Regions from separate parts of the Homo sapiens genome. Here region 2 is linked to region 1. The links are chromatin loops, found by intact Hi-C in ENCODE. Cell type or tissue: OCI-LY7. All regions are shown on one strand. Links, peaks and the distances in the headings refer to the core of each region. The heading gives the core; the rest is flanking DNA.

Region 1 (15,749 bases), core at 4,010-9,009:
GAGGGCCTTGAGTGTAAGTTGTCCAGGTTTTTGGCGTTTTGAACAAAGAATTAGACAAAACCCACAAAGTAACAAAAGAATGAAACACAGGAATTAAGTATCAAAAGCAGGAATTTATTAGAGAAAGCACTCCACAGTGTGGGAGTGGGCTCAAACAAGCGGCCGATGGGCCCCGTTACAAAGTTTTCCAGGTTTTAAGTACTCCTGTTGAGGTTCCTACTGTTACCCCTTATCTGGATGAAGGATTTGGTTTGTGGCTAAAGGCTGAGGTGAATGGGTGCCCTGTGCAGATGAAGGGATGGTCCCTGCTTGGCCCCAAGGCCAATCCAAGGCACTCTCCCTTTCCATCTGAGACATGGTGGAAGGGGAGGGTGGCAGGGACAGCAGCCTTTGATCCTTTGCTACTCAGGTGGTTGTAGGGAGATGGAATTTTACCTTTTGGTTTAGCTTTAGGAAGTTGGCCTGAATTGGCCTTAGATTCCCTGCCTCCAGACCCAGGTGTTTTCTCTTTTAGAAAGTTAGCATAAATTGACCTCAGATTCCGTGCCCCCAAATCTTGGTGTTTTTCCTTGATTCAGCACGAAATGGCCTTCAGTTCCCTGCCTCCAGACCCTATTCTCCTGCCTCAGTTGGGGAAATGTGTAAGTATTTCTAATTCACCCTTATACTAAAGGGTAGATCCTTGTGATTTCAGCATTGTGTGAAGTTCTACTCGTAGATATAAACTGTATTTTCCATCTTCTGTTGACAAGGCTGTGAAAACCCATGCTCAGGTTCATCCAGCTCAGCAAACGTCTCAAGGAAGAAGTCATCTCTCTGGGTTCTGCCTTCAATTAGTTTTTCTCCAGAGTGTTTTTTTCTCTCTCTTTCCAGATTAAAGACCTATTTAAGAAAACTTTAAAATATTTTTGGTTATTTTCAGTGAATTTTTTTCTTGTCTCTCCTTAATAATTTTTATTGGGTGGTTTGGCGTTTTCATCTGCAGATTCATTTTAAGTGGTATTTTTTTTCCTTTGCCTCTTTCTGTGCTCCCTCTTCCCTGTCTAGTAGTTCTGTGGTTTCTCCCCTCTAGTTGTCTAGGACTCTACTCCAAAATTATGCCTCAGTGGCTAGAAACTCCAGTCTCAAAGTGGCAGCTGGCTCAGCATCTGAAGCAGTATGTAGCTTTGCTCAGATTTCTGTGCAGTTTTCTCTTATGCCACCCCCAACCATGAAGTTATACAGGTTTACAGAAGCAGTAACCTCAGGCAGTGATCACAGCTGTTTTCACACAGAGACCCCAGCTGTACCATGGTTCCATGCCACATACATAGTGCTTTCGTTACATCAAAGGAGTAAAAACTCCCAGTGGCCCCTAGCTGCTTCCTGGACCTAGACATCGGCAGGGCTGCCGCTTTAGCCCCACCTTACTAGGTTGCCGCCTTCTGTTTCTGACCCAAATAAATGCTTATTTTGTATCTGGGCATGCATGAAACTGTCTTTTTCTTGTTAATTGAATCTATAATTCACATTTGTAGAGAAGGGGGAGAGTTCAGTGTTGAATTTACAGCACTCTTGACCTAAATTGTCCTCTTCACACATTTTTCTCAGTTTATTTTGTTGTCCTTTTTCTAGCTGCTTCATTTGGATGCTTAGTTCCTTTTGAATTATTCTTATTTTCTAAAAATGAGTTTAAGGTGAATATTTTGTATAGCTAACATTTACTAACCGTTTGCTATATGGCAGGCACCAAGCTAAAAGTACTTTACGTTGATTATTTGCTGTAATCTTCCCAAAAGCCTTATGAAGTAGAAACTGTTAGTATCTTAGTTTATAAATAAGAAAGTTGAGATACACAGTGAATAAGAAATTAGTTACGTGTAACCAAATAGGTAGTCTGACTCTCAAAAGCCTGGGCTTTTGACTAGGATTAGATATGTACCAATCACAACCAGTTAAGTGATGCATACATATATATAAAGAAAGACTTAATAGACGTTTTTCATTTCTCAGTTTCCTTCCTGCTACCCAATATAGCTAAAGGGCAATGTATTTTTTGTTTGTTTGTTTGTTGTTTTTTGAGACGGAGTCTTGCTCTGTTGTCCAGGCTGGAGTACAGCGGTGTGATCTTGGCTCACTGCAACCTCCGCCTCCCGGGTTCAAACGATTTTGCTGCCTCAGCCTCCCGAGTAGCTAGGATAACAGAAGCCTGCCACCATGCCCAGCTAATTTTTGTATTTTTAGTAGAGATGGGGTTTTACTGTGTTGCCAAGGCTGCTCTCTCTCGAACTCCTGACCTCAGGTGATCCGCCCACCTCGGCCTCCCAAAATGTTGGGATTACAGGCGTGAGCCACGGCGCCCGGCCAGTGCACCACATTTTGAACTGTTACCCAATTATCTATTCAAAAATAAATTTAAATGAAATACCTATTTTAAGCCACTAAATTTGTAGGAATTTGTCATGCAGCACAGAAAACAAATACAAACTGTTTCTGGTTTTTAGCTATTATAAGTTGCTTTGAACATCGCATGCAAGTCTGTGTATGGACATAAGCTCCGATTTACCTTTGGTAAATAGGAATAGGATGACTGGGTGGCATGGTAAGTATGCTTTTAATTCTTTAGGAAACTGCTAAACTGTTTTCCGAAGGGGCTTTTTGTTATATTCTCAGCAGCATTGTATGAGAGTTGCAGTTGTTTCCAAATTGTCACTAACACTTGGTATGGTCAGTCTCTTTAATTTTGTCCATTCTAATGGGTGTGTAGTGGTAAATCAGAGAATATGCTTTCCATAATTTTAGCCTTTGACATATATTAAGATTGTCTTTAGGGCTGAGTATATGGCCAGTTTTGGTAAATGTTTTATATGCACTTGAAACAAATATATATTCTGCAGTTGTTGGGTACAATATTCTACATATATCTGGTAGGTCAATTTTCTTAATTTTGTTATTCAGAACTTTTATATCCTAACTGATTTTGTTTGACTACTTGTTCTATCAATTACTGGATAAGGTGAGTTAAAATCTTCTACTCTGAATTCATTTCTTTTTTCAGGTCTTCAGTTTTTGCTATATTTCAACCACTGATAGTTTTTCTTTTTGAGAATATCACATAAATGAAATTGTTACAGGAAAGGCATCCCGATCCAGACCCCAAGGGAGGGTTCTTGGATCTCATTCAAGAAAGAATTCAGGGCGAATCCACAGTGCAAGGCAAAAGCAAGTTTATTAAGAAAGTAAAGTGATTAAAGTACAGCTACTCCATAGACAGAGTAGGGCATTCCCGAAAGTAAGAGGAGGAACACGTCCACCCTAGGTACGATACTTGTCTATATATATAGGATAAAAAAAATCATTGGGAGATGTGCTCTGCTACAAGGGTTTGTGATAAAGGATTAATTTTCTTAATTACTGTATTTTACAATAATCGATATTACCATTAAAGCAAAACTAGGAATGCTTCTCTTCTCAAGATAGCAGGATATCAGGACACTCCCAAGTCTGGATCTGTTTAGTAAACATTATCCATCTGTTCCCTTAACCGTAAACATCTAGAGGCTAGGAATACATTAGTTTCTAGGAATGCAGCCCAGCAAGTCCCAGCCTCAGTTTCCCAGCCCTCACTCAAGACGGAGTCACCCTGGTTCGAACACCTCTGACAGACTGATACATTATGTAACACTTTGAGACTTTGATTCAGCATAAGGTCTATGAGATTTGTACAAGTTGTTGCATGTATCAATAGTTCATTCCTTTTTATTACTGAGTAGTAATCCATTCTATAAATAATATGTTTATTCATTCACCATTAAAGGACATATGGTTGTTTCCTGTTTGATTATGAATAGAGTTGGTATAAACATTCATGTACATATTTTTGTGTGACCATATGTCTTAATTTCTGTTGTAAATACCCAGGAGTAGGATTGCTGGGTCAAATGGTAAGTGTATGTTTAACTTACAAGAAACCAGCAAGCTGCTTTCCAGAGTAGCTGCACAATTTGCATATTCACTTTTTACTTGGAATCAATATTTTACTTCAACTGGAATGTAGAAACCTCACCCACGTATGTTCTTTTATCCTCCATGCTTTACATTATAGTTGTCATACATATTACATTTATATTCATTAAAAGCCCATTAGATAATGTTACGAGTTTTGCTTTCAGCCATCAAATATATTTTAAAGAACTCAAGAGGAGAATAGTCTGTTATAGTTACTTAGGTAGCCACCATTTTCGTTGCTCATCCTTTATGCATAATATACCAAGTTTCCTTCAGGTACTATTTCCTTTTGGCTGAAGACATTTCTTTATAATTATTTTAGAGCAGATCTGATGACAACAAATGATCTTAGTTTTCCTTTTTCTAATGATGTCTATTTCATCTTAATTCTTAAATAATTTTAATAGTCTATAGAATTTTAGGTGGACAGATTTTTTTCTTTGTTTGTTTCTGCACTTTAAAAAATGTGCCATTTCATCTGAGTCTCTCTGGTTTCTGGTGATAAATCAGTAGTCATGTGAATCAATGTTCTTTTCTATGATAAGGCATTGTTTTTCTTTGGCTACCTTCAAATTTTTTCTTTGTCTTTAGTTTTCAGCAATTTGATTATGGTGTTATCAAAGTCAAATAAAATGATAGAGATGAAACTCTAAAGAAAATGTTTTATTTGGAAAAACGGAATTACCATTCAGGGCATGTACACAGACCAGGGTGGTCTTTGGTATCTTCAAAGAGCAGAGAAAAGGTTGGGGGTTTTATTAGAGAAATGTTATGTATTGTTTTGTAAGAAAACTCATTGGCATTAGGAAAGTTTTTGGGAGCTCATAAGCTCTGATTGGTGAGTAATGATGGGTAGGTAAAACTAGGCTTAAAGTCATGGCAGTTCATCTTAGCAGCTACTAGGTAAAAATAGTCTTAAGGTTGTAGCAGATCATTTTGGCAGTTGGCTTAGGAGACAGTCCCTGGGCAGGCACTTGTGCCCTGAGTGCTTTTCTTTTCTTTTCTTCCCCTGGTCTCCTGACTCTAATTTAATTGGGCATGATAACTCCAATTCATATAATCAATTCTCACAGTGTTTGGTTGTGGATTTGTTTGGGATTTTTCCTGTTTGAGATTCACTGAACTTCTTGAATCTGTAAGTTTATATCTTCTGCAAAATATGGGAGGAGTTTTTTGCTGTTATTTATCCTCCCCCTTTTTATTGTGGTAAAATATACAGAAAATAAAATTTACCACTTTGACATTTCTAGTGTATAATTCAGTGGCATTTAGTATATAAACAATGTTTTATGCAACCATCACCACTATTTTGAGAAATTTTTCATCATCCCAAACAGAAACTCTCTACCCATTGAGCGATAACTCCCCATTCCCCCTGCCCCTAGTACCTAGTAATTTCAATTCTATTAATCCTTTCTGTCTTTATGACTTTGTGTATTCTAGATACCTTATAAAATATGTGTTTGTCTTCACGTCTGAATTATTTCACTTAGCATAAGTTTTTCAACTTCATGTTGTAGCATGTATCAGAATTCATTCTTTTTTTGTGGTTGAGTGATATTCCATCGTACATATATATCAAATTTTGTGCATTCTGTTTGTCCATCTTTTGATGGACACTTTAGTTGTTTCCACCTGTTGGCTATTGGGAATAATGGTGCCAGGAATATTTGTGTACAAGTATCTGTTTGAGCCCCAGTTTTCCATTCTTTGGGGTATATATTGAGCAGTGGAATTATTGAGTCATATGGTAATTCTATATTTAACATTTTGAGGAGCTGCCAAACTTCCCATAGTGGCTGCACCATTTTAACTTCCCACCAGCAATTTACAAGGGTTCCGTCTTGGGTGCGCGATGACTGTCTGGGCTGGTGGCACAGAGGTAAAAGAATTTACCAAGATAGTTGTAGGTAAAGAAAGGCAGATTGGTTAAAGAAAGTATAAAAGTACGTTGCCAGGGAGCTATAGGTGGAATCAGCAGAAGAGTAGCTGACTGCAAGGAAACAAGGAAATAAGAACAAGAATGCTTCTTATGCTGAAGAGTGCTACAGGCAATACTGATAATGCTAAGGTTGCAGTGAGCTAACTTGCAGGTGTCTGATGATAGTTGGACCCAGGAGGGCAATGTGTAGTGGACCATGAAGAAAGGCAGACTTGAAGCTTATCTGCTTTCTCTTTTTGCTTTGCCTTGGTGTCCAGCCAGCCTGACTCCTTTTCCCTAATTATGAATCCACAGGTTCCAATTCCCACATCCTTGCCAACACATGTTAATTTCAGGAATTCTGGGAGTAGCCATTCTAGTGGATGTGAAATGATATTAGACATTATTCCTTTCTCCTCTTTGTCAGTCTCTGATAACACAAACATTAGACCTTTGGTACTGTCCCACAGGCTCCTTAGGTTCTTTACTTTTTTAAGAAATATTTTCTTTATTTTCGGATCAGGTAATTTCTATTAACCTATCTTCGAATTCACTGACTCATTTTTTTGTCATCTCCATTCTGCTATTAAGACTATCTAGTGAGATTTTTTTAAAAAAATTTAGTGATTACATATTTTTTTCAGTTCCCAAATTATCATTTGGTTCTTTATGTCTTCAGTTTCTTTGCTGAGACTTTATATCTTTTTATTCATTTTAAGAGTGTATGTCCTTACTTCCTGGAGCACCTTTATACTAATAATAGCTGCTTTAGCATTTTGGTCAGATAATTCTAACACCTGTGTCAAATCAGCATTGGTGTGTGTTGATCATCTTTTTCTCATGTGAGCTCAGATTCGCCTAGTTCTTCATATACTAAGTAGTTTTGGAATGTATCCTGGAAATTTCAAATATAATGTTAAGGGACTCTGGGTTTATTTAAATCCTATGGAGAATGTTGATATATTTGTTTTAGTAGGCAATTGACCTTATTGGGTTCTGGCTGCAAATTCCAACCAGCTTCTGTGGGTTGTGGTTTCAATGTCAGTTTCATTTTCAAAGCCTTCAGTTTTATTCAAATTTGTCACACATGTATGCTGCTCAGTGGCCATTCTGAAACCTGGCATGTGGTTTATCTCTTAGTTTAGTTCAGTCTTTGGTATGTTGGTTTATGATCAGAACCACACATGCATCCCTCAGAAGTGATACCAGAAATTCATAAACAACATTATCTGGTAATTTTCCAAAGATCCTCCCTTTAGGTATTTTCCCCAGTAACTTCCAGTCCCTTAAGCCTCTTTTTTGATCTTCCATCTGTAATACTGTGGCTTTATTTACCCCCCATCCTGCCCTACATTTTTCATGTCTGCACTCATATCCAGGGATAAGTGGAGGGAAGTTAGAATTTAAAAAGAAATGGTGTTCACCTCACTCTCTTGAGACTATAGCACCTCTGGAAAGTAACCCTCTCCCTCTCAGAATTTTGGTGCTCCTGTAGCTATCGGGAGATCTCTATCTTCTTCTTTGATCCTGAGTAGAAGGCTTCTCTGGAAGCTTTCTCTAGCTATACCAATACCTATCTCCACATTATAGATTGCCTTAAATCCACACTGAGAAATACTAAAGGGGGGTGAAAAGGGTCTATTCACTACCAGTTAGGTCTACTCCACTTCAAATTTCGTTGTTCTTTAGTCTTCATACTATTATCTTGTATTCACAGTCCTTCCACATTGTTATATGCATTCTGTCCAGGTTTTGTAGCCGCATTCAGTGGGAGAGTCAAAGTGGAGTGTGCTTACTCCACCTTACCCGGAACTGCAACTCTTAAAATAATTTTATAATTAACATCAATAGTAAGGGAGACTATGCATAAAACAAATAAACAAAACCTAACAAATTTGACATGTAAGCACTCTCACTGCCAGGCCAACATGTTGTTTAAAACTGTCCATAGAAATTGAATCTAAGTAGAGAAATTTCAGGTAGAAGCAAACTTTATAATTCCACCAAACCAAGAGCAAGTCAAGAATGCCTTCTATGATACTCTGGCTTCTTATTTTTAGGATGCAGAAAAGCTGCTCTGGCTAGCTTAAGAAAAATAGTTGCTCTGGCTAGTTTAAGAAAAATAACTTACTAATCAAGTATTATAAGAAGACACAAATACCTAAATCAGAAATGAAAGTGGGGACACAACTATTGACCTTTCAGAAGTAAAAAGGATTATAAGAGAATACTCTAAACAATTGTATGCCCAAAAAAAGATAACCTTGATGGCATGGACACATTTCTAGCAACAAATTACCAAAACCGACTCAAGAAGAAATAGAAAATCTGAATAGAGGTATAACAAGTAAAGAGAGTGAAACATTAACCAAAAACTTCCCAATGAAGGTAAGTCCAGGGTCAGATGGCTTCATCAGTGAATTATACCAAACATTTAAAGAAGAATTAGCACCAATCCTCAATTTTCCAAAAAGTAGAAGAGAACACTTACTAACTTGTTTTTGATGCCAGCGTTACCCTGATACCAAAATCAGATAAAGACCTCACAAGAAAAGGAAGTCACAGAGCAATATCCCTAAGTAATATAGATGTAAAAATTCTCAACAAAATATTAGCGAGCCAAATCCAACAACATATTAAAAGATTATATACCATGACCAAATAGGATTTATCCCAGGAATCCAAGGGTGTTTTGACATGAGAAAATAAGTGTAATATACCATATTAATGGAATGTAAAAACGCCACATGATCATCTCAGTTGATGCAGAAAAAATACTTGACAAAATCCAACACTTTTTCATGATAAAAACTTAGAAAACTCACTTTGGGAGGCTGAGGCGGGCAGATCACGTGTTCAGGAGATTGAGACCATCCTGGCTAACACGGTGAAACCCCTTCTCTACTAAAAATACAAAAAATTAGCCAGGCGTGGTGGCAGGCACCTGTAGTCCCAGCTACTCTGCAGGCTGAGGCAGGAGAATGGTGTAAACCCGGGAGGCAGAGCTTGCAGTGAGCCAAGAACGTGCCACTGCACTCCAAGAAAACTAGGAATGAGAGGGAACTTCCTCAACATGAGAAAGGGCAATTATGAAAAACTCGTAGCAGAAATCATACTCAGTGGTGCAAGACTAAAATCCTTTTCCCCAAGATCAGGAACAAGACAAACATGCCTGCTTTCACCACAGCTATTTGACATTGTATTGGAAGTTTTAGCCAAAACAGATAGATGGATGGATGGATAGATAGATAGATAGATAGATAGATAGATAGATAGATAGATAGATGAAAGATAAAATGGCATCCAGATTAAAAAGGAAAAAGTAAAACTATTCACAGATGATATGATCTTATATGTAGAAAATCCCAAATAATCCACAAGAAAGCTACTAGAGCTAATAAATTCCGTAATTTGTAAGATACAAGATCAACGTGCAAAAATCATTTGAGTTTCTGTATACCACCAATGAATAACCCAAAAAGGAAACCAAGAAAATAATTGATATGGTTTGGCTCTGTGTGCCCACCCAAATCTCATGTTGAATTGTAATGCCAAATGTTGGAGGTGGGGCCTGGTGGGAGGTGTTTGGATCATGGGGATGGTTTCTAATGGTTTAGCATCATTCCCGCAGTGCTGTCTCATGATAGAGTTCTCACAAGATCTGATTGTTTAAAAGTGTGTAGCACCTCCATCTGCTTGTGCTCTTCTTCCTGTTCCAGGCATGTAGGATGTTCGTCCTTCCCCTTCACCTTCCACCACCATTGTAAGTTTCCTGAGGCCTCCCTAGCCAAGCTTCTGTACAGCCTGTGAAACTGTGGTCAATTAAACCTCTTTTCTTTGTAAATTACCTATTCTCAGGTAGTTCTTTATAGCAACGTGAAAAGAGACTAATACAACAAACAATCTACTTACAATAGATCTGAGAATAAAATACCTGGGAATAAATTTAACCAAGAGGTGAAAGACCTGGACACTGAAAACTACAAAAAATTGCTGGCAGAAGTTAAAGAGGAACGAATTAAATGGTAAGACATACCGAGTCCATGGATTAGAAGACTTACTATTGTTAAGATGGCAATACCCAAAGCAGTCTACAGATTCAATGCTATCCCTGTCAAAACTCCAATAGCCTTTCTTTTCTCAGGAATGGAAAAGCCAATATTCAAACCTTTATAGAATTGTAAGGGGCCCCAAATAGCCAAAACAGAATAACAAAGTTGGAGGGCAAACACTTCTTGATTTCAAAACTTACTATAAAGCTACAGTAATCAAAACAGTGTGGTGCTGGCACAAGAATAGACATATGAATGTACTTAATACCACTGAATTGTACACTGAAAATGGTTAAGAGTAAATTTTATCTTACATATATATAGCAACAAAAAATGAAAAAAATCTGCCATACCTATAGGTTTATTTCTGGATTCTCAGTTCTATTCCATTTATCTATATGTCTATTCTTGTGACAGTTCATCTCCAGAATTCTTGCATCTAGTAAAAGTGAGACTCTATACCCGTTAAGTAATTACTGTACATTGCCCACTTTCCCTATCCCCTGGCAATCACAATTCTATTTTCTACCTGTTTAATTTTGACTATTCTAATACCTCATAAAAGTGGAATAATGTAGTATTTGTCTTTTTTGTGACTGGCTTATTTCACTTAGCATAATGTCCTCAAGGTTTATTCATGTTGTAGTATATGTCAGAATGTACTTCCTTTTCAAAGCTGAATAATACTCCGTTTTGTATATCCATTCATCTGTTGATGGACACTTGGGTTGTTTCCATATTTTAGCTATTGTGAATGATGCTGCTGTGAACTTGAGTGTACAAATATCTCTTCAAGACCCTGGTTTTAATTTTTGCGTGTAAGAAAGAGTGAAGCTATATAAAAATAAACCCAGTGCTCTTGCTATAGTCTAGAAAGAGGAATTGCTGTGGTTAGGATCCAGGCTTCCCAATTTTAAGCCTTTAAGGGTTAAAACTAGGACAGCTATTGACCTAGAACATCCTAACACATAATAGGCATTCAATGAAGGGCCGATTGAATAACTTAACTTGAGAAAGGCAATAGGATAGGCTGAAAGTAGCAGCTTGATGATGAATGTTGTGGCTTTCAGAAGCATGGTTACTGATGCCAAGTTATTATTGATACATTAGGATAAATTTAAAACCTAATTCTCGAGGCTACCTGATGCCACTAGCAGAAAACAATCAGTCCTTTCCTAGGATAGATGGTGGGAACCTTTACCACTAAAACATTATTTTCAGACTAAACACAAGGCTTCTAAACCTACTTCCAGATTACAACATCAATAAATAAAAAGATATGAATTTATTGCTGGATTCAACCAACAATTAAACTCCTGTAGTAGTTAAACACACTATCTTATCCTAAATGCCAAAAGTGTTTTCAGGATGAGGAAGATGAAGCAGCATGGGTTTAAAACTTGGTTTTGGTTATTATTATTAAAGCCAATTTATGGGCAGTGCTTTTCTAGAAAAATAAAAACTTTTTTATTCTCAGAACTTTGTTACTTCACTTCACTAATGTGTCAAGTAAGTATTACTGGACCATATCAACTCTTCTTGAAGTATGTACCACACCTTGGTTCTAAGGCATGCAAACAGAAATTCTGTGTAAATAAGAATTACCTGGAAAATAAATAAATATCATTACATCTGGATTAGGCAACAATAGGTGAGTTTCTGTATTTCAGAATTTCTCAGCATGAATCTACAAGTGGGATGTATAGTATATGGCTTCCTATAAGGTTATTTGACTTTTTATTTTTGAGAAAGATTTCTCAAGAGTAGAGCTCCTCAAAACAAATTTTGATAAATACTATTCTGGACGATTAGCATTTTTAGGAGCTGGGAAACTGTGGCCCATGGACCAAATCTATATGCTGCCTGTTTTTGTACAGCCTGCAAGCTAAGAGGAGTTTTTACATTTTTTAATGGTTCAGAAAAAACAGTATATCTTATGACACCTGAAAATTACATAAAATTTAAATTTCAGTGATGAATGCAAATGTATTAGCATACAACTATGCTCATTTGCTCACATATTGCCTATGGCTGCTTTTACACTACAATGGTAGAGTTGAGTAGTTGCAACAGAAATCATATGTGTCACTCTTATTAATTCACACTGCTGCTGAGTGCACTATAAGTCACAGTAATGTAGGTATAACGGGATAGAATTCCAAGTGTACCACCATACCACAATATTTTTTTTTGTTACTAGTCTTACCAATCATGTCAAAACAAAGGAAGGGAATAGTAGACTCTAAATGTCATGTTTTAAAGACGCAGTGAAGTGTGGATTATTTTGCTGTCAAATTAGATGGCAAAGTGTTGTATTTATCATGGAATAACATTAGAGTTGTGCTATAAGAATGTAGTATACATCTGCTTGCTGGACTAAACACTTATCATGATATTCCCAACTCTCAGGAATACAATGGTCAGAAAAATTAAAAAATTTAAAACAATATTTTATTATAACATAACTTATTTACAAAGAAACAGTGAAGGAGACTGTAACCAAAGTGAGTTTCCAAGTGGCTCGTTTGTTAGTCACATGAAGAAAGCCATTTACCACTGGTAGGTTAATTAGATTGTTTGATTGCAAGAGAGAAAAAAATGTGTCTAGAGAAAATTATTTATGACTATTAGGCTTATGGTGAGAACAGTTACTTGAAGAGAAGAAACATCAGTAACAAACTAAAGAATAAGGGCAAATGATTTCAAGTTGTTTTCCTTGACTGGATGAGTCCACAGATCATATTGCTGCTGATCATTTGTTTATTCCTAAAGACAATGCCAAATTTGAGGTGAAATAAGTATTAGACTCTTTATATAGAGAAACTACAGGTGAGATTTATTTTCACAGAAGTTGGGAAAACATTAATTCAGTAAAATCTGAAGTGGAATCTACTAAGATGTGTTATAATGGATGGTGGTAAAAACATCTGGAGCAGGCAAAGGCTTTGGTTGACAAATTTATAAAGGTTGTGAAAGTGTAAGTTGATTAAAGCCTTGGTTTTTCATTGTATTACTCATCCGTAGGTATTTTGAGGAAAATATTTGAATCTATCATGTGATATTGAACCGGTAGAACAACAATGAACTTCATTTGCTCTTGTGGACTTCATTACTTCCAAGAATTTTTGTCTGAAGTATAAGTTGAATACTTAGATTTTCCCCATCAAACAGTAGTTTTATGGCTTAGCAGTGGTAAAGTTTTACTGTGATTTTTGAGCTCAGGGCTGAGATTGCAATTTTTCTGAACAATAAGAACCACCTCAACCAGTATATCAAACACTGAATGGCTTTAGAAATTACCTTTTGCAGCAAACTTGATAGTTGTTTAATAAATTCAACCCAAAATTACAAAGCAAAACAATGCTTAGGATGTGAAACTTATACTGAATTAAAGTCATTTTGACAATTAATTTTTAAATCATAAAAAATGACAAGTAGCTTTATATACTTCCCATGCTAGCAAAAATTGAAACAAGAAACAAGATCTTCAATACTATACCATTTGCAGTAGATATATTTTCCAAGCTCAAACTGCCTTTCCAGTAGAGTTTTTGGGACTTTGATGCAAGTGCAAAGGGAATTTCCATATTTTGAAATTAATTTAACGGTGAAATTGAGGAGCTTCCACCTAACCGTTTAACTAGAAAGTGATTAACCTGCAATGTAATGACATGCTAAAATGAGATTCTGTAAATGCCTTCCAAATGATGAGTATGTTCAATAAAAGTCACATGAGTGGCTCAATATTAGTATTTTATAGTAGTTACTGTGTATAAAAAGATATTTTTAATGATGAAATACATAAAAGCTCATCACAAATTAGCATTAACATATAAACAGTTGCAAATGATTTTTATGATAGGGAACACTAACTATGAATCCCAATTTAGCAAAAATATTATCCCTGCCATTAAAAAAAAAAGTTCAGTTCTTCTCACTAGTAGACAACTATAACAAAAATTTGTACTCAATTTTTATTATATTTTGATTTTCATCAATTAAAAATTTGTGGAAATTTGTTTTCCCTCTTGTTACATAAAAATCTGTACAGTATCTTCAATTTTGCCTGTTGGCCCACAGAGTCCAAAATATTTACTATCACAACTTTTTATTAAGAGACAAGGTCTCTGTCTGTCACTGAGACTTCAGTCCAGTGGTGCGGTCATAGCTCGCTGCAGCCTTGAACTCTTGGGCTTAAGTGATCCTTCTCACCTCAGCCTCCTGAGTAGCTGGGACTACAGGCACATGCAATTGTTTCTATGTTTTGTAGAGATTGGGGGGGTCTCACTTTGTTGCCCAGGCTGGTCTTGAACTCCTGGCTTCAAGTGATCCTCCCATCTTGGCCTCCCAAAGTGTGGGATTATAGGTGTGAGTCACCACACCTAGCCACTATCACACCTCTTGACCCATAAAAAAGCCTTTACAAAAAAGGCTTGCTGAATTCTTAAACAGACCATTGAATTAGAATAGGAAGCCCAGAGCAAAAACATGCATAGATGGATGAACCTGGATTTAGTAAAAGGTGGTACTGCAGTTTAGAGAGGAAAGAAAAGTCTATTCAGATGAAAAAACATAAACTTTACCCTACCTCACATCATCATGAAAACAATTCAGGGTGGATTATAAATCTATGTGTGAAAAACTAAATAATAAAACTTTGACAGATAATATAAAAAGAATGTCTTTATGACTTTGAAATATAGAAAAGTTTCTTGAACAGAATACAAAAAGTATTAACCATAATTGATAACTGATAAATTATCAATTTTATATATAATTGATAAATTATCGATTATATATAAGAAATTATATATAAAAGAAAATTGATAAATTTTACTATATTATAAGATCCAGTTATCAAAATATACCATGAAGAGAATAAAGAGGCAAGTGACAGTGTGATATAGTTTGGATGTTTGTCCCTCCAAATATCATGTTGAATTGTGATCCCCAATGTTAAAGGTGGGTCCTAGTAGGAGGTGTTTGGGTCATGGGGGAGAATTCCTCATGAAGGGCTTGATGTCCTCCCCCGTGGTAATGAGTGCATTCTTACTCTGTTAGTTCACATGGAATCTGGCTGTTTAAAAGAATCTAAGACCTCCCTCTTCTCTTTCCTGTTCTTTCTGGTCATGTGATACACCTCGCTCTTTACCTTCCAGCATGATTGTAAGCTTCGTGAGGCCTTCAACAGAAACAGCCACCAGCACCACACTTCCTGTACAGCCTACAGAATCATGAGTCAAAATAAACTTTTCTTTATAAATTACCCCCTCTTAGGTATTCCTTTACAGCAATGAAAACAGCCTACTACACAGTGCTTTAGATTTAAATTGACAAATCTGTGACAGCAAAAGTTTCAGTAAGTGGCCCTTGTAGGTATCAAGTTCCATTTCAAAAGGATAGCAATCACAAAGCTCAAGGTTTACAGAAAAGAGAGCTAACAATCTTACCTTTCCTAGTTAGTAGAATTTATAATAAATCTAGAATACAAATTCTCAAATATGAAACAATTTATAAAATGAGCAATGACTTGTTCTTATTGCTATTAAGCAGTACTTTGAAAAGAACACAGTAGATGGTACTAGAACTAAGATGTTCAAACATTTTACAAATAAATTATGCATTTTTCATTCATATTATACCAACCACAACATTTTAAAGGCACTAGTTCTATTAGATACAAAATTAAACCTGATTAAATTGAAAAGAAAACACATTACAATGCAATTATCCATGTGGCTGTCATTTAGAGCCCTGGCTCCACTGAAATAATCATTAGAATAGTAAAT
Region 2 (15,749 bases), core at 5,228-10,227, 240 kb after region 1:
TGAGAAATTTCTTGAAACAAATGATAATGAAAACACAACATACCAAGATCTATGGGATACAGTGAAAGCAGTACTGAGAGGGAAATTTATGCAGCTGTAAGTGCCTACAACAAAAAAGAACAAAAACTTCAAATAAATGACTTAGCAATGCATCTTTTCTTTTTCTTTCTTTCTTTTCTTTTTTTTTCTTTCTTTCTTTTTTTTTTTTTGTTTCTTTGAGATAGAGAGAAACTCTGTTGCCCAGGCTGTAGTGCAGTGGCATGATCATGGCTCACTACAGCCTAGACCTTCCTGGGCTCAACAATCCTCCCTCCTCAGCCCCTCAAGTAGTTGGGACTACAGGCGTGCACCACCACATCTGACTAATTTGTATTTTTCCTAGAGATGGAGTTTCACCATGTTGCCCAGGCTGGTCTCAAACTTCTGGGTTCAAGTGAGTCACGTGCCTTGGCCTCCCAAAGTGCTGGGATTACAGCTATCAGCCACCACATCCAGCCAGCAATGCATCTTAAAGAACCAGAAAAGCAAGAACAAACCAAACCAAAATTAGTAGAAGAAAAGAAATGAAGATCAGAGCAAAAATAAATGAATTTGAAATAAAGAAAAGATCAATGAAACAAAAAGTTGGTTTTTTTTAAAGATGAGCAAAATTAACAGACTAACAAAATAAGGGAGATGACCCAAATAAATAAAATATGAAATTAAAAAGGAGGCATTACAACTGACAATGCAGAAATTCAAAGGCTCATTAGTGGCTACTATGAGCAACTATACGCCAATAAATAGGAAAATCTAGAGGAAACAGATAAATTCCTAGACACATACATACAACCCACCAAGATTGAACCATGAAGAAATCCAAAACTAAACAGAACAATAATAAGTAACAAGACTGAAGCCACAATAAAAAATTTTCCCAGTAAAGAAAAGCCCAGGACCTGATGGCTGCACTGCGAATTCTATCGAACATTTAAAGAAGAACTAATACCAAACCAACTCAAACTATTCCAAAAATTGGAGGAGGAGGGAATACTTCCAAACTCATTTTATGAGGCTAGTATTACCCTGAAACCAAAACCAAAGACACATCAAAAAAAGAAAACTACATGCCAATATCTCTAACGAATATTGATGCAAAAATCCTCAAAAAATACTAGCAAACAGAATTCAGTTTGCTGAATATTAAAAAGACCATTTGTCATGACCATGTGGGATTTACCCCAGGGATGCAAGGATGGTTCAACATACACAAATCAATCAATGTGATATATCATATCAACAGAATGAAGGACAAAAACCATATGATCATTTCAACTGATCCTGGAAAAGCATTTGATAAAGTTCAACATCCCTTCATGGTAAACACACTTCAAAACATGAGTATAAAAGGAACAGACCTCAATATAATAAAAGCCATATATGACAGACCCACAGCTAGTATCATACCGAATGGGAAAAACTGACCGTCTTTCCTTTAAGATCTGGCCTACTTTCACCACTGTTATTCAACATAGTACTCAATGTCCTAACTAGAGCAATCAGACAAGATAAAGAAATAAAGGGCATCCAAATCAGAAGGAAGAAGTCAAATTAACCTCATTTACAGATGATATGCTCTTATATTTGGAAAAACCTAAAGACTCCACCAAAAACTATTAGAAATGATAAACTCAGTAAAGTTGCAGGATACAAGATCAACATACAAAAATCAGTAGTGTGTCTGTATGTCAACAATCTAAAAAATAAATAAAAAAGTAATCCCATTTACAGTAGCCACAAATAAAATACCTAGGAGTTAACATAACCAAAGCAGTAACAGATCTCTACAACAAAAACTATAAAACATCAATGCAAGAAATTGAAGAGGACACAAAAAAATGGAAAGATATTCCAGTTCATGGATTAGAAAAATCAATATTGTTAAAATGTCCATACTACCCAAAGCAATCTACAGATTCAAGGCAACCCCTTGCAAAATACCAATCGCATTTTCACAGAAATAGAAAAAACAATCCTAAAATTTATATGGAACCACAACAGACTCAGAATAGCCAAAGCTACCCTAAGCAAAAAGAACAAAACTTGAGAAATCACATTACCTGGCTTCAAATTATACTATGGTGCTATAGTAACCAAAACATCTGAGTACTGGCATAAAAACAGACACACAGACCAATGGAACAGAATAGAGAAAATCCAGAAACAAATCCATATACCTACAGTGAACTCATTTTTGACAAGGTTGCCAAGAACATACACTGGATAAAAGACAGTCTCTTCAATAAATGGTGCTGGGAAAACGGAATATCCACATGCAGAAGAAGAAGACTAGACCCCTACCTCTTGCCATATACAAGTATCAAATCAAAATGTATTGAAGACTTAAATCTAAGATCTCAAAACTATGAAATTACTATAAGAAAACATTGGGGAAACTCTCCAGGACATTGGAGTAGACAAAGATTTCTTGAGTAATACACCACAAGCAAAAGTCACCAAAGCAAAAATGGACAAATGGGATCACATAAAGTTAAAAAGCTTCTGCACAGTGAAGGAAACAATAAAGTAAAGAGACAACCCACAGAATGGGAGAAAATATTTTCAAACTACCCATCGACAAGGGTAGAAAATATAGGGAGCTCAAACAACTCTATAGGAAAAAAAATCTAATAATCTAATAATCCAATTTAAAAATGAGCAAAAGATCTGAATAGACATTTCTCAAGAAAAACACACACATGGCAAACAGGCATAAAAAAAGGTGTTCAACATCAATGATCATCAAAGAAATGCAAATCAAAACTACAATATCATCTCAACTCTGATAAAATGGCTTATATCCAAAAGACAGGCAATCAGGCAATAACAAATGCTGGTAAGGATGTAGAGAAAGGGAACCCTAGTACACTGTTGGTGGGAATGTAAATTAGTACAACTACAAAGGAAACAGTTTGGAGGTTCCTCAAAAAACTAAAGTTATCATATGATCCAGCAATCCCACTGCTGCGTATAGGTCCAAAAGAGGGGAAATCAATATATCTTTTTTTTATTTTATTATTATTATACTTTAAGTTTTAGGGTACATGTGCACAATGTGCAGGTTAGTTACATATGTATACATGTGCCATGCTGGTGTGCTGCACCCATTAACTCGTCATTTAGCATTAGGTATATCTCCTAAAGCTATCCCTCCCCCCTCCCCCGACCCCACAAGAGTCCCCAGTGTGTGATGTTCCCCTTCCTGTGTCCACGTGTTCTCATCGTTCAATTCCCACCTATGAGTGAGAATATGCAGCAATTGGTTTTTTGTTCTTGTGATAGTTTACTGAGAATGATGATTTCCAATTTCATCCATGTCCCTACAAAGGACATGAACTCATCATTTTTTATGGCTGCATAGTATTCCATGGTGTATATGTGCCACATTTTCTTAATCCAGTCTATCATTGTTGGACATTTGGGTTGGTTCCAAGTCTTTGCTATTGTGAATAGTGCCGCAATAAACATATGTGTGCATGTGTCTTTATAGCAGCATGATTTATAGTCCTTTGGGTATAAGCTGAAACTGGATCCCTTCCTTACACCTTATACAAAAATTAATTCAAGATGGATTAAAGACTTAAACGTTACACCTAAAACCATAAAAACCCTAGAAGAAAACTTAGGCATTACCATTCAGGACATAGGCATGGGCAAGGACTTCATGTCTAAAACACCAAAAGCAATGGCAACAAAAGACAAAATTGACAAATGGGATCTAATTAAACTAAAGAGCTTCTGCACAGCAAAAGAAACTACCGTCAGAGTGAACAGGCAACCTACAAAATGGGAGAAAATTTTCGCAACCTACTCATCTGACAAAGGGCTAATATCCAGAATCTACAATGAACTCAAACAAATTTACAAGAAAAAAACAAACAACCCCATCAAAAAGTGGGCAAAGGAAATGAACAGACACTTCTCAAAAGAAGACATTTATGCGGCCAAAAAACACATGAAAAAATGCTCACCATCACTGGCTATCAGAGAAATGCAAATCAAAACCACAATGAGATACCATCTCACACCAGTTAGAATGGCAATCATTAAAAAGTCAGGAAACAACAGCTGCTGGAGAGGATGTGGAGAAATAGGAACACTTTTACACTGTTGGTGGGACTGTAAACTAGTTCAACCACTGTGGAAGTCAGTGTGGCGATTCCTCAGGGATCTAGAACTAGAAATACCATTTGACCCAGAAATCAATATATCAAAGAGATATCTGCACTTCCATGTTTGTTGCAGCACTGTTCACAATAGCCAAGATCTGGAAGCAACCAAAGTGTCCACTAACAGATGAATCGATAAATAAAATGTGATACATATACACAATGGAGTACTATTCAGCCATAAAAAATAATGAGGCCCTGTCACTTGCAACAACATGGATGTAACTGGAAGTCATTGAGTGAAATAAGCCAGGCACAAAAAGACAAACTTCACATGCTCTCACTTATTTGTGGGATCTGAAAATCAAAACAACTTAACATATGGAGATAGAGAGTTGAAGAATGGTTATCAGAGACTGGGAAGGGTAATGGGGGATGCAGGGGTGGGAGATAAGGATGGTTAATAGGTAAAAAAATATATAGTCAGAAAGAATGAATAGTACCTAGTATTTGACAGCACAACATGTTTATTATAGTCAAAATCATTTAATTGTACATTTTAAATTAACTAAAATAGTATAATTGGATTTTTTGTAACACAAAGGATAAATACTTGAGGGGATGGATACCCCATTTTCCATGATGTGATTATTACACAATGCATGCCTGTATCAAAATATCTCATTTACCCCATAAACACTTACTATGTAACCACAAACATTAAAAATTTTAAAAAGAGAAAGTGAGTAAATAAAAATTAAATATGAGAAACCTTATATTGTTTGCTTCTGCAGGGGTAGGAATCCATTCCCCAACCCCTTTCCTAGCTTATCCCAGTTTTCTATTCTGTTTTTTATTTGCAGGGGGAGATTCTTTTTACAGGGCTCTCTGAGTAGAAAACGTAATGAATCTGTCATTCTACTATAACGTGGGGTCCTTTTGTACAAGTATTTTCCTGCTTTTCAGACACTGGCAAAAACTAAAAGATGAAATAAAAATATTTGTAGTAAAACATTTAATTATAAATTAGTAAAACATATAAGTATAAATTTAATTATAAATATTTTTAGTAAAACATCTAATTATAAATTATAAAATACAAATCTGTAACCATTATCAAAATATATTACTTGAAATGTTATATATGATACATTTCTTATTCCTAAACTAACAAATAATCATGGATTTGTATAAGGCATGAAGATAAAATATTGCCTAGGTTTCCTTCCCTGCTTCCATCAACTCCATTTTGGGGCATAGGGAGGATAGAAAGTAAGAATCAAAATTAACTAAGAACTGATAAAAGTTTTAAAGTAGACTACTCCTCTAAGGAGAGTTGCTCTATTCTATCAATTAATAATGAGAATTTATAATGAGAATTTAGATGACTGGAGAATCTAAATGGAAAGTACTTTTTCAGTGGCTTTTAGAAAATGTGTGCTTACTAAAAACATATACATATATACATTCCTATACCTATGCATATATATTCATGTTCAATTTGTAATAATTCATTGAACTGAACACACATGCTTTGGCTAGTGTTTTGTATATATGTCATATATCAAATGAAAAAGATAAAAAACTAGCATTTATATAGAATTATTAATAATTGTACATATACTTACTATTATTTCCTTAGCTTGTTGAACCACGTCAGCTGTTTTTGCCTGCAATTCTGCATTTAAACGCCTAAAAGCAGAAAATAATTGGGATATACTGAAGATCTTAACAAAAATAAAAAATAAACTTCAGCAATTACACGTTATCAAGTGACGTAATCAACAAATGCCAAAATATACATATGGCATTCTTACTCTAAAATGAACACAGCCATTAAGAACTTATCCTCAACTCCCCATGATTCCTCCTTCCTTGTAGTAGGAACTCAAACACTAAGTATTAGCCTTTCTGTGGCCCTCTATTAATTTCAAGTGACGTAACTTATCTAATATATTTGGGAAGAATAAGCTGGGTGAGTTCAACTCTGTTCCACTCACCACCTCCTCGTTATTAGCCTACCTGCAAAGAATGCAAATTCTAACCTTGCTTCTCCAGAGACAGGCCCTGCTCTAATGTGGGCAGAAGTGGGCACGGTATGGGGGAGACCTGCTCTGGTTTGGGGTATTGCTATAACTGGGGAGCTAAATGTGAGGTTTAGTGAGCAGACCCAACGTGGCTCACACCTCAGATACATACTTTAATATCAAGCTTCCTCGGAAATAAAGGTGACTATTTTGACCTCTACCTGTCACTCCTTTTTTAATTATGATTTTTCATTCTACTTGGAATCTAGCAAGAATAGAAATACTATTTACTTGGTCCTATATTAAGACTGCAAGGATGACAATATTATTGAAAAAAATTGTTTTTAAACGAAAAACTGCCCATAATCCTACCACCACCATCCATTTTTATTTTTAATATTCCCTTCCAATTTTCATCTATAGCATACACACAATTTTGTACTGTTTTCCCACAGCAATATAAAAGGAATATCTATCTTCACGTAATCTTTAGAAGCATGTTAAACTGCTATACGATTAAATTGCAATTAAGATAATGTACTGAACTCTGTCCCTATTGTTAAGTCCCCTTTTCACTTTTAAAGGTTAACACCATAATAAATATATTCAAAAGCATATAACTTTTTTCTCCTGTTGAGATGTCACATTTCTAGACCACCTAGGATCTTCTGAGGTTTTGTGAAGGAGACATGTTAAGGATTTTAAAAATTAGATATCTTGTTTTTCTTAGACATGGGATTCAGAAGTAACACAAAACACCATCTCCACCCCCAGGGAAAAAAAAAGGGGGGGAGATTAGTACCATATCCTTTAACAGTCTGAAGCTTTAAGAAATATTTTTATATCTTAGGATTACCTGGTCAAAAGAAAAATATCTAAGAAAGACTTAAAGGTGCCTTTAAAGTGCCATTACCTGATTTTTCAAATTTCCCTAACAAGGACTTAATCACAAGGATTAAGTTTCCAATTAATATAGTGGACCAAGATGACTGAGAAGACTATGCTACTCTAAATCCATGGAAATGCCAGATAAAATGTAATGGAGGAAATATTGCTAAGCTCAAACTCAGGCAAGGGAAATGCCCTGGTACTAAGAATAAAGCAGCAATTCAAAGTGAGAGCAACAAACAGGAACAGAAGCCAAAATAGCTTAAAAGCTAGAAGCTGATGTATGTGAGTCATGAAGGGATACACCTGTGAAACACAGACTACAAAAATTCTACCCACAACCTTAGGTGAGCAGAAATGAAACTAGAACCACAGGTAGAAAAGATTCTCTTGTGAGTAATTAAAACAAACAAGAGGGAAGTCCAAATTCATCTTATCTAGGTGATACAAGGACACCATGGAAAAACTTTAAAATAGAAGAAAGCTGACGTGGAATCAATCAAAACTCGAAACTAGTAAAGGTAAATTGAAAACCACCCTATAGGAACATTTACTCATCTAGAATATATAGGACTCTCTCAAAAAGCAAACTGCTAAAGATGACTTCAGAAAGGTAACAAATTGCATAAAGAAACAAGCCACTGAAAGAGAGAATCAGCAGATGTGAGGAAAGGGAAAATTTATACTATAAGAACAAGAGATAATATAACAATTAAAAAAAGATTTTAAAATTAGCATTAATTTGGAAAAAAAAAATGCACTTAGAAAAACATTAGGCAAGAGCCAGATTTTATCATAAAAGAATGCTGAATTTGAAAAAGATCCAAATATAAATTACATAAATGAAAAACACAGTCACTGAAATTAAGAACTCAAGGAAATTTGACAGATATGTTGAACAGCATAATGGGCATAGAAGGAATGAGTGAATTAGAAGACAGATATAAATAAATCACCTACAAGGAGATACAGAAAACAAGGGGATAAAAACACAAAAGACAGGTTAACATCCATTGAAGACAGATGTTATGTTCCTACTTAACAGAAGTTATAAAAGAAATCCCAGAGAGGCCTGGGTGCAGTGGCTCACATCTGTAATCCCAGCACAGTGGGAGGTGGAGGGAGGATCACTTGAGGCCAGGAGACCAGCCTGGCCAACATAGCGAAACCCCGGCTCTACTAAAAATACAAAAATTAGCCAGGTGTGGTGCTGCATGCCTGTAATCTCAGCTACTGGGGAGGCTGAGGAATGAGAATCGCTTGAACCTGGGAGGCGGAGGTTGCAGTGAGCCAAGATCGTGCCACTGCCACTCCAGCCTGGGCAACAGAGCAAGGCTCTGTCTCCAAAAGAGAAAAAAAGAAATCCCAAGAGGAGAGAATGACAGTATTTCAAGAGCTAATGCTGAGAATTTCCCAAACTGAAGACATGGATCTCATGAAGAATAAAGAAAACAAATCCACCTGTGTATACATCACAGTGAAAATACAGAATTTTAAAGAGAGTACTCCCTAAACTACCAAATCATTATTTCAAAACAACAGAGAAAAATAGTCTACCAGCATAATTATCTAAAAAGCTGACAGCAGATGGCTCATTAACATTTCTGACATTCTAACATTTCTATCCTTATATTACCAACAGACAATATAAGGATATCTTTAATGGGCTGAGAAGGAAAAGCTGGCCATCTAGAATTACATTCAGATAAACTGTAATTGAAGAATAAATGCAAAGTAACAATTTTCAAAAAGACTGGAGAGTTTAAGACTCAGGTTTTCACAAAAAGTAATAAAGGGTCTACACTTCAGGAAGGAGGAAATTGAATCTGGAAAAAAAGAATTATGAAGATATCTGAAAACATGATAAATCTAAATTAGTACAGACTATAAAAAAATTGATGATTAACTGGGTGTGGGTGTATTCAAAACAACAAAGTAAAATATTATCTAATTTAAAAGACAGAGGACACCAAGTTAAAGCATTCTAACGTCTTTCCACATCACTAAAAATAAAGACATAATGAAAACCCATTCAATCCAGCAGAAGACAGACAAGAACCAAAGACAAGACATAATAGAAAATATAAAAAATAAGGTGGCTAAGACAACTTCAAGTTATGTAATAATGTAAATATATTAAATTCACTTATTAATAGGCAGAAATTATCAGACTGGTTATAAAAAGAATGCTCTTACTGATAAATGACATACAAAGTTTGAACATAAAGGGATGAAGAAAGATAGACACTGCATAATAATGAATCAAGAAGATTTAAATAAGTCAAACAAGATATTCCCAAACAAAAATGGCCACATTATAAGGAATTTTTTTAAACTATAATTATAATTGATGATTTTTAATACACTTCTAACAGAAACCAATAAAGCTGCAACAAGAAAAAAGGTGAGGATACCGATGTCATGAAGAACAAATATAAAACAGATTAGCCAACAAATAATAAATACATTTTCTATCAAAGAACGCATAGAACTTTTACAAAAAGTGAACAAGCACTTGGCCACAAATAAGTCTCAATACATTTAAAAACTTAATATCACATCAATTCTCTAATCATAATGCAATTTAAAATAAACTAGGCTGGGCCTGTAATACCAGCACTTTGGGAAGCCGAGGAAGGTGGATCATTTGAGACCAGGAGTTAAAGACCAGCCTGGGCAACATGACGAAACCCCATCACTACAAAAAATATAATACAAAAATTAGCCAGGCATGTTAGCACATGCCTGTAGTCCCAGCTACTCAGGAGCCTGGGAGATGAAGGTTGCAGTGGGCTGAGATCACACCATTGCACTCCAGTCTGGGCAACAGGGTGAGACCCTGTCTCAAAAAAAAAAAAAAATTAGCATGGCATGGTGCCATGCGCCTGTAGTCCCAGCTCCTCGGGAGGCTGGGGTGGGAGAACTCTTGAGCCCAGGAGGTGGAAGCTGCAATGAGCCATAATCACACCACTGCACTCCAGCCTGGACATCAGAGCAAGACCTTGTCACATACATACTCAGAAAAATAAAAACTAGACAACAGTAAACAAACAACCCTATGTGCTTGCAAACTAAAAAACACACTTCTAAATAATTACTATGAAAATCGTATAATATTTAGAACTAAATAACCATAAAAGAAATATACATCAAAACAAGTCCTGGAATATAGTTAACCTACAGTTGGAGAGAAATTTAAAGACTAAATATATTTATTAAGAAATAAGAAAAACAATAAATGAGGTAAATAAACTAAAAAACAAAAAATTAATCCACCCCAGTTAGAAGAGATCATTTGTCTTTATTTCTGTAAAGATTAATGAAATTTTAAAATAGCACAGATTAGCAAGAAAACCAAAGCTGGTTCTCTGAAAAGACCAATAAAACAGATAAATCTCCCAGGAAGCTTGATAGAAAAAGAAAAAGACAAAAATAAACAATATTGGAAAGCTACCAAAAGGAGGGGTGTACATGGTTATGGATACAGTCAAGATTTCAAACATACCACCATAGACTCAGTTTATGCTAATGTATTTTAAAACATACATGATATGAACACTTTTCTAGAACAAAAAATTATTTTAGAAATAACCAAAAACTATTCTAGAAATAGTACATCTAATCATTAAAGAAGCTAAATGCATAGACAAAAAGAATCCCCTTGAATAAAAGAACACTAGACTCAGACAGTTTCACAATTTTAATCAAAGGGCAGAAAATCTCTAATTATAAAAAGCTTCCAAGAAAAGAATCAAAAAAGGAAAACTATTCGGCTTCTTTCATACAGACAGAATGATACTGATATCAAAAACAGAAAGGAAAAGAAGTAGAGAAAAACTACAACACCCATTTCACTTTTGTTCATAGATGCAAAAAACCTACATAAAATTATAGCAATCAAATCTAGCAGTCTTTAAAGGAAAACAAGAAACCTGCCTTTGTAGTTCAGTATGTTAAAACATTAAAGGAGGGAAAAAGAACATACCAACAGCTGAATTAATTAGGGAAAAAATAAGTTTTGATACATTTAACACTCATTCAAATTAGGAATTAAGGGGAAGAATTTTAAACATAATAAAAAGAATCTACCAAAACCCTAGAGCAAACCTCAAATGTAGTGATTATTAAAAGTGGGCTTCTCAAAATCATAAACAAGGAAGCTCACCATCACTTTTTCTATTCCATATCACACGGGAAGTCCTAAACAGAGAAAAAGAGAGAATGTAGGAGAATTATCAAGGGACAAAATGATCAAAATTTGCATATAATTGTCTTCATCAAAAATCCAAGGGAATTCACAGAATGAATAAGAGAGTTCAGCAGGACTGAAGATCTGTGTGTATATAAACGCAGATGTAGCATCAACATCTAAAAATTCTACATTTATAACCAATTAGAAAATAGAAAAAATTCCACTTATTATATAGCAACTATTCAGTACCTTGAAGCAAATTATATACGCAAGAATTTTATGTAGTAAAATGATAAAACACTATTAAAGGTAAAAACCCATAAATGGAGAAGTATCATATTCGTGGAAAATTCAATAGCATAAATAAGTCAGTTCTCTACAAATTAATCTGTAAATCCAATGTAATTGCGATTTATGAGGGGGCTTGCCCTACCAGTTATTATGTTATCTTATTGTTTAGCTATCTGGTATTATAATACAGGAATGAAGCTTGAAAAATCTATCCACTTGAGCGATTAGCATCTTCCTTAGTCTATCCTTTCGGACAGTGATTATTTCCTCCAACAGAAGCAGAACTGCAAAAGGTTTTGGATTGAGGTCCCTGGGAAGTAGCATTCTAATGATCAATGCCAAGACAACAGGTGGCAAAACAGATACCATACTGTTATAATTTCATATTCTTGCTTACAGGGATGGCCAGACATTTTACTCTTCTACATGACACAGAAGTATTCTAGAAGATTCAGGTAGTGTAGGGAGTTACTCTGTTCATATGCTTCAGATGTGCACAACTCAGAGTACAGATAACAGAACAAGTAACAACTGGCCACCATATAATACTGTTTAGCTATCTCGTTTTATAAAGTAACTCGTGCTAGAATACAATAATAGTCCCTGTATATTTCTCATTTTAAGCAGGACTGTATCCCTAAGGATGCACCAGAACCAGGTGCAAAATACACTCTCAAATAACTGAACAAATAAACCTAATCCAGGTATTTAATACTATATGGTTAATGATAATGAAAATAACCGTTTTGATTGAGGCATAGCTGATAAAGAACTATATATAGAAAACAGATTAATTTGCTTAAGTACACTTTTGAACTGGGATAATCGGCCCATTTCATCAGAGAGAAGAAGATATGATTATCTTCCTACTTGCTGTGGTAAATTGGTCTGTGTATAGTTCACCTAAACACAGTACCTTTCAGTTTTAATTTCAAATATGCTTATAGATCATATGTAGATCATACGATAACTCTAGTTTAACCCTCTGATACAAACTGCCAACTATTTCCAAATTTTAATCTAGTTATTTTATATTAAAACGGAAGGGAGTTGTTAAAAGGCACTTTTTTATAAGGGTATGTATGATGGCAAATAAAACAGACATCGCCTCTGCCCTTGGAACTTACAGTCCAGTGGAGACAGACAAAAAGGAAATTCACAAATGAATTTATTGTAACAAATTATGCTAATTAGAAAGAAAAATCACTGAGACAATGAAAAAGACCAACAAGGGAGCCTACTTAGCATGGTCAAGGAAGGCCACTCACATTACAGGTTGAAGGCGTGTGTGACTGTCTCTTTCCTGAGATAGAAAGAAAACCTGGAAGAGTTTTTGGAACTAAAAGGCCAGTGAAGCTGGAGAGTTTTAGGGGGAAAAGGGGAAGAGGGAATAAGATCAAATAGAGGAGGCAGGAGGAGCCACATCGATCAGAGCTTTTGAAATGCAACAGGAAACTACTGTAGAATTTTAAGCAAAGGCATGGTAGATCAAATTAAAAGATTACACTGGCTGCTGTGTGAAAACTTGGGGATGAGGAGTAGAATGGGCCAAGAATGAAAGCACCGTTGTCAGGATAGTTGTAATTACACTGAGAACAGATAAGAAAAGGAATATTTGAACGAGAATGGTAATTCTGATTGCAGTGGGAAGCATCCTTTCAATTTAGAAACCAACCTAAAGGAAATTTACACAAGGTAAACTCTATGAACTTGATATTAAGCGAAATAACCTAAACTATCAAGTGAACTAACTATTCGTGGCAATTCCTGCTACCCAAATAACTTCCAACAGTATCTTGCTGTTTACTTGGGCTACGTTTTAAATTAAACAACATGCTTACTTGGGCTAAATTTTCGCCCACTTCAAATATCTTCTAATACGCAGGCGAACTACTCAGATCAAAGACAAAGAAAGGATAAACGGCAGGTGAACGAGATGACGAGAAGGGAATGCTGCAGAGTGAGTGGTCCCGAAGATCCAGCCAGTCTCCAGAAAAAAGTACTTGTAAGCAGCCTCATTCAGATGAAAGAAAGAAGGAAAAGTTCAACCGCCGAATTTCTTACTTATATTCTTCCTCCAAGGCGAGGAGGTCGGGTCCAGGTGTAGAGGGTTGCTGAACGGGTGGCGGGAACGGAGTCCCTGGAACGCTGCTTCTCTGTAAAAGAGCCACAGACTTTCAGACCCGAAGTTAAAGGAAGTTAGGCGTCCTAGTCGCCGGAACCCAGACGCTCCCCAGGAGCCTGGAGTTGAACTGACCGTGAGACACAGACTTCGCCCCGCCATCTTCGGCGACTGCGACGCGGTTACCGAGGCAACGACGCATCTTCCCGCGAGAGTTTCCACATCCCGGTTGCCTCCCGCCCGGGCGCCTACGCCTTCCCACTCTCAGGTTCTGTGCTGCGAGCGGCGCGAGCCTCTGGCAGCGGGCTCGGCCTTTGCTCGCAGCACTCGGCGCTGTCCCAGGAACCCAGGAAGGCTTCCTAACTGCAAATTCGACTTAGTTAGTGCAAATTCTCAACTTGTGGGGGTTGAAAGAGTTTCAGCCAAAACAGGCAGGTCCTTTGCCGCTACTCTATAGAAAGCAAGCTGGTGAGGCAATCCCTCCCTGTTGTGCTTTTCAAACCGTTAGTGGCTAATCCGACCTTCACCCCGTTTGCTTAAAGTGAGCTCTTCAGTGGAATTCAGAAGTTTTGATTTCTAATTTTTGTTTACAGCATGCATGGCTAAGACTCAGGCTCTCAAGTTAGTCAACCTAAATTATTATCCTGGCACTGCCACTTACCAGTTATATGGCCTTGGGCAAATCACTCTGTATATCGGCCACTTCATTTGTCAAATGGAAGTGAGAATAGTGCCCACTTCACAGTTATTATGAGAAGCAAATGAATTCGTGCTTAGGATCATGCCTGAAACACGTAAGCGGTTAACAATTTCAATTGTTTTGGAATAAAATTGACATCCAAAAATAAACCGTGATATGATGTATGGTCATCTGATCTTTAGAAAGGGTGCAAGACCATTCAATGGGAAAATAATTGTCTTCAACAGATGGGGAGACAACTGGATATCCAAATGCAATTAGACCCTTAACTTCACACCATATACAAAAATTAAAATGTATCAAAGACCTAAACTTAGGAGCTAAAACTCTAAAGCTCTTCAAAGAAACTGTTGGTGTAAATCTTTATGACCTTGAATTACAATTCTGAGAATCCTTGATGGATTCTTAGATATGACACCAAAAGCAGTAGCAAAAAAAAAAAAAAAGAAAAGAAAAAAGAGGCTGGGCACAGAGGCTCATGCCTGTAATCCAAGCACTTTGGGAGGCCAAGGCGGGTGGATCACCTGAGGTTGGGAGTTCAAGACCAGCCTGACCAATATGGAGAAACCCCGCCACTCCTAAAAAAAAAAAATTAGCCGGGTGTGGTGGCTCATGCCTGTAATCCCAGCTACTGGGGAGGCTGAAGCAGGAGAATCGCTTGAACCTGGGAGGCAGAGGTTGCGGTGAGCTGAGATTGCACCATTGCGCTCCAACCTGGTCAACAAGAGCGAAATTCCATCTCAAGAAAAAAACAAAAAAAAGGAAAAAAAAATAGATAAACTAGACATTATCAAAACTAAAAACCTTTAGTTTCAAAAGATACCATAAATAAAGTAACAAGACCACAGGAAGAGGGGAAATTCTTGCAAATTATATATCTGATAAATAACTTGTGTCTGGACTATATAAAGAAGTATTAAAATTCAAAAATAGGTAGGTGCAGTGGCTCATGCCTGTAATATGAGCACTTTGGAGGCTAAGTCAGGAGGATCACTTGAGCCCAGGAGTTCCAGACCAGCCAAGGCAACACAGCAAGACTCCATCTCTACAAAAAAAAAAAAAGGAAATAGATAAATAAAAATTAGCTGGGTCCAGTGGTACATGCCTGTAGTCCCAACTACTAGGAGACTGAGGTGGGAGGATCACTTGAGCCAGGGAGATCAAGGCTGCAAAGAGCCATGGTCACACCACTGCACTCTAGCCTGGGTCACAGAGTGAGACCCTGTCTCAAAAAAAAAAAGAAAAACAATTTAAAAAAATTTTTAAAAAAGACAACCCAAGTTAAAAATGGGCAAAGAAATAGGGATTTCTCCAAAGAACATATACAAGTAGGCAAAAAGCACATGAAAAGATGCTCAGTATTGTCCTCAGGGAAATGAAA

Evidence for each region. Peaks named below come from ENCODE experiments on the same cell type or tissue, not always from the same donor. Only the 100,000 strongest peaks of a DNase experiment are listed, where the experiment ranks them.
Region 2: a loop joins it to region 1, with 2.6 times the contacts of the local background. A loop is called at or near these places in 1 of 110 quality-filtered maps.

Annotation. Positions count from the first base shown.
Region 1 is chr15:56,599,560-56,615,308 of GRCh38, reverse strand. LOC105370832 (a long non-coding RNA gene) reads left to right here and starts at 9,713. Exons shown (of 4, transcript XR_007064652.1): 1 at 9,713-9,933. In OCI-LY7, for the core only: no CTCF peak of the experiment used is centred there; DNase peaks (open chromatin) are centred at 6,088, 6,698, 6,998, 7,538 and 1 weaker place; H3K4me3 peaks cover 4,026 bases; H3K27ac peaks cover 5,000 bases.
Region 2 is chr15:56,363,532-56,379,280 of GRCh38, reverse strand. TEX9 (testis expressed 9) reads right to left here and starts at 13,855. Exons shown (of 12, transcript NM_001395496.1): 1 at 13,804-13,855; 2 at 13,611-13,702; 3 at 5,777-5,840. The coding sequence starts at 13,830. RefSeq lists enhancers at 8,090-8,229, 13,562-13,611, 14,152-14,201, 14,212-14,391. In OCI-LY7, for the core only: CTCF peaks have their summits at 8,062 and 8,289; DNase peaks (open chromatin) are centred at 7,340 and 9,990; H3K4me3 peaks cover 4,416 bases; H3K27ac peaks cover 4,418 bases.